Regions from separate parts of the Homo sapiens genome. Here region 1 is linked to region 2. A link is an interaction called in ENCODE POLR2A ChIA-PET data of the cell type or tissue named here. Cell type or tissue: GM12878. All regions are shown on one strand. Links, peaks and the distances in the headings refer to the core of each region. The heading gives the core; the rest is flanking DNA.

Region 1 (2,917 bases), core at 226-2,725, 410 kb before region 2:
AGGTTCAAGCGATTCTTCTGCCTCAGCCTCCTGAGTAGCTGGGACTACAGGCTCATGCCACCACACCCGGCTGGTTTTTGTATTTTTAGTAGAGACAGGGTTTCACCATATTGGCCAGGCTGGTCTCGAACTCCTGACCTTGTGATCCACCCACCTCGGCCTCCCAAATGGCCTGGATTACAGGCGTGAGCCACCACGCCTGGCCTACCCAAATTTTAGTTCATAGCTTTCATTGGATTATATACCAGGATGAACAAAGTTTATTTAGCCATGTAAACATCCCAATTTCATGAAAGAATAGTGTGGATTCAGCTATCTTTTATAAAGTGGTGAGTCTGTATTTTTTTTTTTAACAAATGAGACTAATTTGTTATTACTAGTTCAATGAAAACAGCTAAATCTTCTGAGTTATCAACAGAATGCCTATGTGTTTGACTTTAAGATTCTTAAACACCCAATGCTCACAGCCTTTAAAAATGGTTAACAGGGAAATAATTTTAAATAATGACCACCTTTGTGTAATATCTCAGTTTTCAGAAGTAATCTAAATAAACGATTAAAAATGGGAAAATTGGGTACATACAAATGAGATACATTCTTGTAAGTAAACTTTTGTATAATTTAAAATCTTAAAATCATGTTGGACGCTTATCGTATGTCTATGTCATTTCCAATTAAGAAAGGGTAATCGTATGGAAAATGTTCCAAAAGTTGTTGAATGGTTCTCATCTATAAAATGCTAATATCTGATAGGCAGTTCAGGATTTCTTGCTTCCCAAGTTTATATAAAATGTGCCAAAGAAGATGTGTTCTTAGCCGGGCGCGGTGGCTCACGCCTGTAATCCCAGCACTTTGGGAGGCCAAGGCGGGTGGATCATGAGGTCAAGAGATCGAGACCATCCTGGCCAACATGATGAAACCCCGTCTCTACTAAAAATACAAAAATTAGCTGGGTTTGATGGGGCGCACCTGTAGTCCCAGCTACTTGGGAGGCTGAGGCAGGAAAATCACTTGAACTTAGGAGGTGGAGATTGCAGTGAGCCCAGATCATGCCACTGCACTCCAGCCTGGGCACAGAGTGAGACTCCGTCTCAAAAAAAAAAAAAAAAAAAAAAAAAAAAAAAAGATATATTCTTATTGAGAAGAAGAATAATTTTGTCTAATTCAAAAGTTATCTAGAAGGTCATTCAGGCTGGGTGTGGGGCCTCATGCCTGTAATCCTCAAACTTTGGGAGGCTGAGGTGGGAGAATCACTTGAACCTGGGAGGTCGAGGCTGCACTGAGCCGTGTCGCACCACTGCACTCCAGCCTGGGCAACAGAGCAAGACCCTGTCTCAAAAAAAGTCTAATTTAAATTATGGACTTGGAAAGGTTATTACATCCATGTAACTTCTGTATTGCTTTTAAATCCCTTGTGCTGTTAAGTCACAGGGCTTTGACTCTTGGGTCTGAAAAGAGCACATGATAATGTCATGTTCCGCCTTCATTCTTTTGAGGAGTTAAAATCCTTTGCAAGCTCACCAGTGCCTGCTCTAGGCTCCTTCTGGGAAGAACAATGGTGTCTCCCCCATGCTGTAGCTCAGTAGCTAAGGTTCAGCCTTTCACAATGGCAGCCTGGGTCCAATTCATGATTTAGGGAATGAGTCTTTTCTGGTTTGTTATTTGTTGACCTTTGCCATTTATTGATTCATTTTCCCTCCGTGGACAGATTCTGATTTCCTGTCTTGAAATTTTTCTTTCTCTGAGCTACCTCTGGGGCAACTCTAGATCATGGAAAAAATGCTTGCCATGGCCGGGCGCGGTGGCTCATGCCTGTAATCCCAGCACTTTGGGAGGCCGAGGCGGGTGGATCATGAGGTCAGGAGATCAAGACCATCCTGGCTAACACAGTGAAACCCCGTCCCTACTAAAATACAAAAAATTAGCTGGGCATGGTGGTGGGCGCCTGTAGTCCCAGCTACTTGGGAGGCTGAGGCAGGAGAATGGCGTGAACCCGGGAGGTGGAGCTTGCAGTGAGCCGAGATCGTGCCACTGCACTCCAGCCTGGGCGACAGAGCAAGACTCCGTCTCAAAAAAAAAAAACAAACAAACAAAAAAAACGCTTGCCATCTCTTTGAAAATACCTTGTGCACCTGTGGTTAAGTCATACCCTTAGTTAAGTCTTATTGATTTCATGTAGGAGGTTACATTTAGTTAAAAAAAAAAAAGTTCAAAAGTCAGAAATATCAGTCATTTGTGCTGGCTAAAATCTGGTAATAAAAGATTTAAAAAGGGTTTTTCTTTTGAGAGCTCTATAGTTAGAAACTGACTTAATTAAAGCTGATATTTGGGCCATATGTGTACAGATAGTGCTTTGAAGCCCCTGCTGTCCCTCTAAAAACTCCTCAGTCAATGGAATCCTGTCTGATTCTCCATTTACTCCTGTCTGTTCCTCCTTCCTCTTTTTATTTATTTATTTGTTTGCTTGTTTGTTTATTTTGGGATGGCATCTCAGTCTGTCGCCCAGGCTGGAATGCAATGGCACAATCTCGGCTCACTGCAACCTCCGCCTCCTGGGTTCAAGCAATTCTCCTGCCAAAACCTCCTGAGTAGCTGGGATTACAGGTGCCTACCACCATGCCCAGCTATTTTTTGTATTTTTAGTAGAGATGGGGTTGTGCCATGTTGGCCAGGCTGGTCTTGAACTCCTGACCTCAAGTGATCCACCCGCCTCAGCCTCCCAAAGTACTGGGAATACAGGCATGAGCCACCACGCCCGGCCCAAAATTTTATTTTATTAAAACTAATTAATATTAGATAGATTTGTTTATAAGGTTTTATTAAGAATTGGGTTTAACAGGCCAGGCGCGGTGTCTCACGCCTGTAATCCCAGCACTTTGGGAGGCTGAGGTGGGCAGATCACCTGAGGTCAGGAGAT
Region 2 (2,917 bases), core at 272-2,771:
AGACAGGAACTGAGGAGCAGCTGCGCATGGCACAGCACCTACACTACAGGGGTAAAGAGTGCGCCTGCATTCTGGTGGAACTCCTCCAATCTCACCTGTCCAGGAAACAGAGAATATTCCTTAAGCTCAGATAAATCCACTGGAATTTGAGCACCCGAGGAATGTTCCCGGTCTCCCTCGAGAATCACTGACTTGTTGTTCAGCTTCCCGTTGCTATCACAGCCAATCTGGCCCAGCAGAGTGACAGGCTCCTACCAAAGGAAGGTCACAGCATAAGAATGACAGTCTTTGGAGCAGGAGCTCAAAATCTGAAGTCGATAGGGTGAATAGCAAAACAAACTGCAAACAACAAATACATTTCTTGGCAGGGCATTGCTTTGACCCTGAGGTGACTACCGCGTCATCACTGACTCTCAGGATGGAAGAACTCTGAAAGGGCATCTTGTCCACCCATCCACCCAGCACTTGAGCCTTCCTAGGAGGCTGCCTAAGTGTGAGCATCTCTAGTGTAGGGGAACTTGCCCCTGGATGCCTACCCCACCCTGTCCTCACCACCCCAGGGCAGCCCACTGCATCTTTGGGCAGCTATAACTACTTAATAATAGCTAACATTTCTTGAGCTTACTAAATACCATGCACTGTTCTAAAATGTATTCTTAGGCATTTTATATGTATTAACTCATTTAATCCTTGCAACAACCATCGGGTGGATATTACTGTATCCATTTTACAGATGAGGAAAACAAGCAACAGAAAGGTTAGATAATTTAGTCAAGGTCAAACTGTGGGTGAAGCTTGGGTTTGAAACCAGAAATTTGGCTCTAGAGCCATATCCTTAGCCACATACCATACAACCTCTTAACAGGAAGTTCTTTATTAATTGAGCTAAAATCTCTGTCTCCATGGCTTCCTCTGTTCTGTTCCCACTCTTGGGAGAAAACAGAGGAAGTCTCATCTTTCCCAGTGATTGTGCCTCCCTGCCTTCCCTCAATTACTTCCTTCCAAGTCCTCTAACACTTCCTTCTATGACACAGTTCTGCATCACTTCCCCAACTGATCATTCTTTGAATGTAAACATTGACAAAGGTACTTTAAAGAAACTTCTAGAATATATTTCCCCTTAGATTAGAAAACATTCTAGAGAGAAAGCACTGGTATATATGCCAGATTAAACTATGATATAAAGATACTATTGGCAGCAGTTTGTCTATAACAAGAGACCAAACCAGGGGAGAGACTGTGAGTCATTGTCCAGAGAACAAGATTCTGAAAACCCCACCGTCGCTGCTGTCCTTTTATCTCGATACGTGAATGCTTCTATTTGTGGGAAATCCCCGGGGAGCTACCTGACTCACCACCAAGGGAAACAAGGCCTTGAGTCTCTGCTTATGTGCAAGACTCTAATCCAAGTGGGAAGAAAATCACTCTCTGGCCACAAAACCAGACAGCACTTACAAATCTTTCTTCAGAAGGGCCCATTTTCCCAAATTCAACCAAGACAGATGTTCAAACTAGAACACAGACAAGAAGTGAAAAAGGAAGCAAGAAGGATGCCTCTTGGTCATCGATTTAAAAACGTAATATTAATTAGTGAGAACTATTAGAACAACTCTTACCTGTGCTGGGGCTAGCAAAGGAGTGAAAGCTTCAATCTTGTAATGTTCCTTGAGTTCGCTGCCAAGTTCTTCTATCTTACAGGTCAGAACTACAATCCCAGAAGTGGAAAAAAGTATTATGTTTAAGACATTTCACTTGCCAAGAAGAGAAAATACAGCACATTGTAAAATATTAAAGTCAGTCATTTTACAGAAGCAGGAAGGGTGCCTGGACATCTGGCCAGTTTAAACCTTCTAAAACCTTTGCCAATTTTCCGATATTTGGTTGCTGAATCTGGCCTTCCATCTGGCCACAGGAGACCCCATAGCACAATTCCAGGGAATCAGCATGAACCCCACCCCATCTCCAAGTCTGCCCTTTACTCAAGTCCTCACTGAGGTTTTAGGCAAGTCAAGGCCAACCTGAAGAAGGCTTCTAACGAAGGAACCATGAATATCTTTAAGTTGAATTCCTTTACATCGTTCAAGTTTTTGCTGCTGGGAATGGTTATGTGCGTTTTAGCAAAGTGAAGTGACTTGGGGCAATCACTGATAGTATTGCCCGTGTCCCTCCATTACTAGGGCTTCCATGAGGACATCTACCAACTCATACATTGAAAGGCAACCTTGGAACTTGTTCTACCAGCCTAGCTGAAGCTTTGTTACTCTACACCCTTCTAGGTGGTTTTATATCCACCAGAATTTCAAAGGGAAAAACAATCACCTTCTCGAATGTCTGGGAGCTTCTGAAACATGGATTTGTAGCTCCCAGTTAGTGCCTCTGGACATCCCAAGACCTTCAGGCTGATGTTTCCAGCTCCTCCTCTCCCAGACCAAGATACTCCCTGTGCTAAGCCGAAGGAGGTAACCACTTCTCCTCGGTTACTTCGTGAGTTGTATTTCTGGGAGGGAGTAGCACTAATTGGAAGCAAAACAGGTTAATATTACTGTGTTCATATCTAAAGGGAGAGAAGAATAAAATGAGGTTACCTTTGGAAATGGGGACTGGAGAAAAGGAAGGTGGCCTCATAGTTTATAAATTGAATCAGTTTAATGGGGTTGGACATACCCAGACCTTTAAGGAATTTCAGGAATGAAGGGCTGAGGAATACCAGGCTGAGGAATACCAAACATTTTTAGAGAAGTTTAGAGACAGAAACGTATTTTAAAAAGTTGTCGTTCTCTTGGCATTAAAACTAAGCAAGGCAAAAAGATCCCCAGATTCTGAATTGATTAAAAGGCAAACTTTAAGTCCCATTTTTTTCTTCTCATGAATTTTTAGCATTTATTGGAACATCATCTGAGCCTGCAACTGTGGATAA

The links. Peaks named below come from ENCODE experiments on the same cell type or tissue, not always from the same donor. Only the 100,000 strongest peaks of a DNase experiment are listed, where the experiment ranks them.
Region 1: POLR2A ChIA-PET joins it to region 2 with 8 read pairs; 2 of 35 experiments call an interaction of 5 or more read pairs at or near these places.

The regions. Positions count from the first base shown.
Region 1 is chr11:65,689,266-65,692,182 of GRCh38, reverse strand. No RefSeq gene overlaps it. Among named protein-coding and RNA genes, the nearest start is that of KAT5, 22 kb to the left of the region's middle. In GM12878, for the core only: no CTCF peak of the experiment used is centred there; no DNase peak of the experiment used is centred there.
Region 2 is chr11:65,278,326-65,281,242 of GRCh38, reverse strand. POLA2 (DNA polymerase alpha 2, accessory subunit) reads right to left here. Exons shown (of 18, transcript NM_002689.4): 6 at 2,320-2,513; 7 at 1,617-1,705; 8 at 96-251. Among named protein-coding and RNA genes, the nearest start is that of POLA2, 18 kb to the right of the region's middle. RefSeq lists an enhancer at 774-1,973. In GM12878, for the core only: no CTCF peak of the experiment used is centred there; a DNase peak (open chromatin) is centred at 1,372; H3K27ac peaks cover 1,822 bases.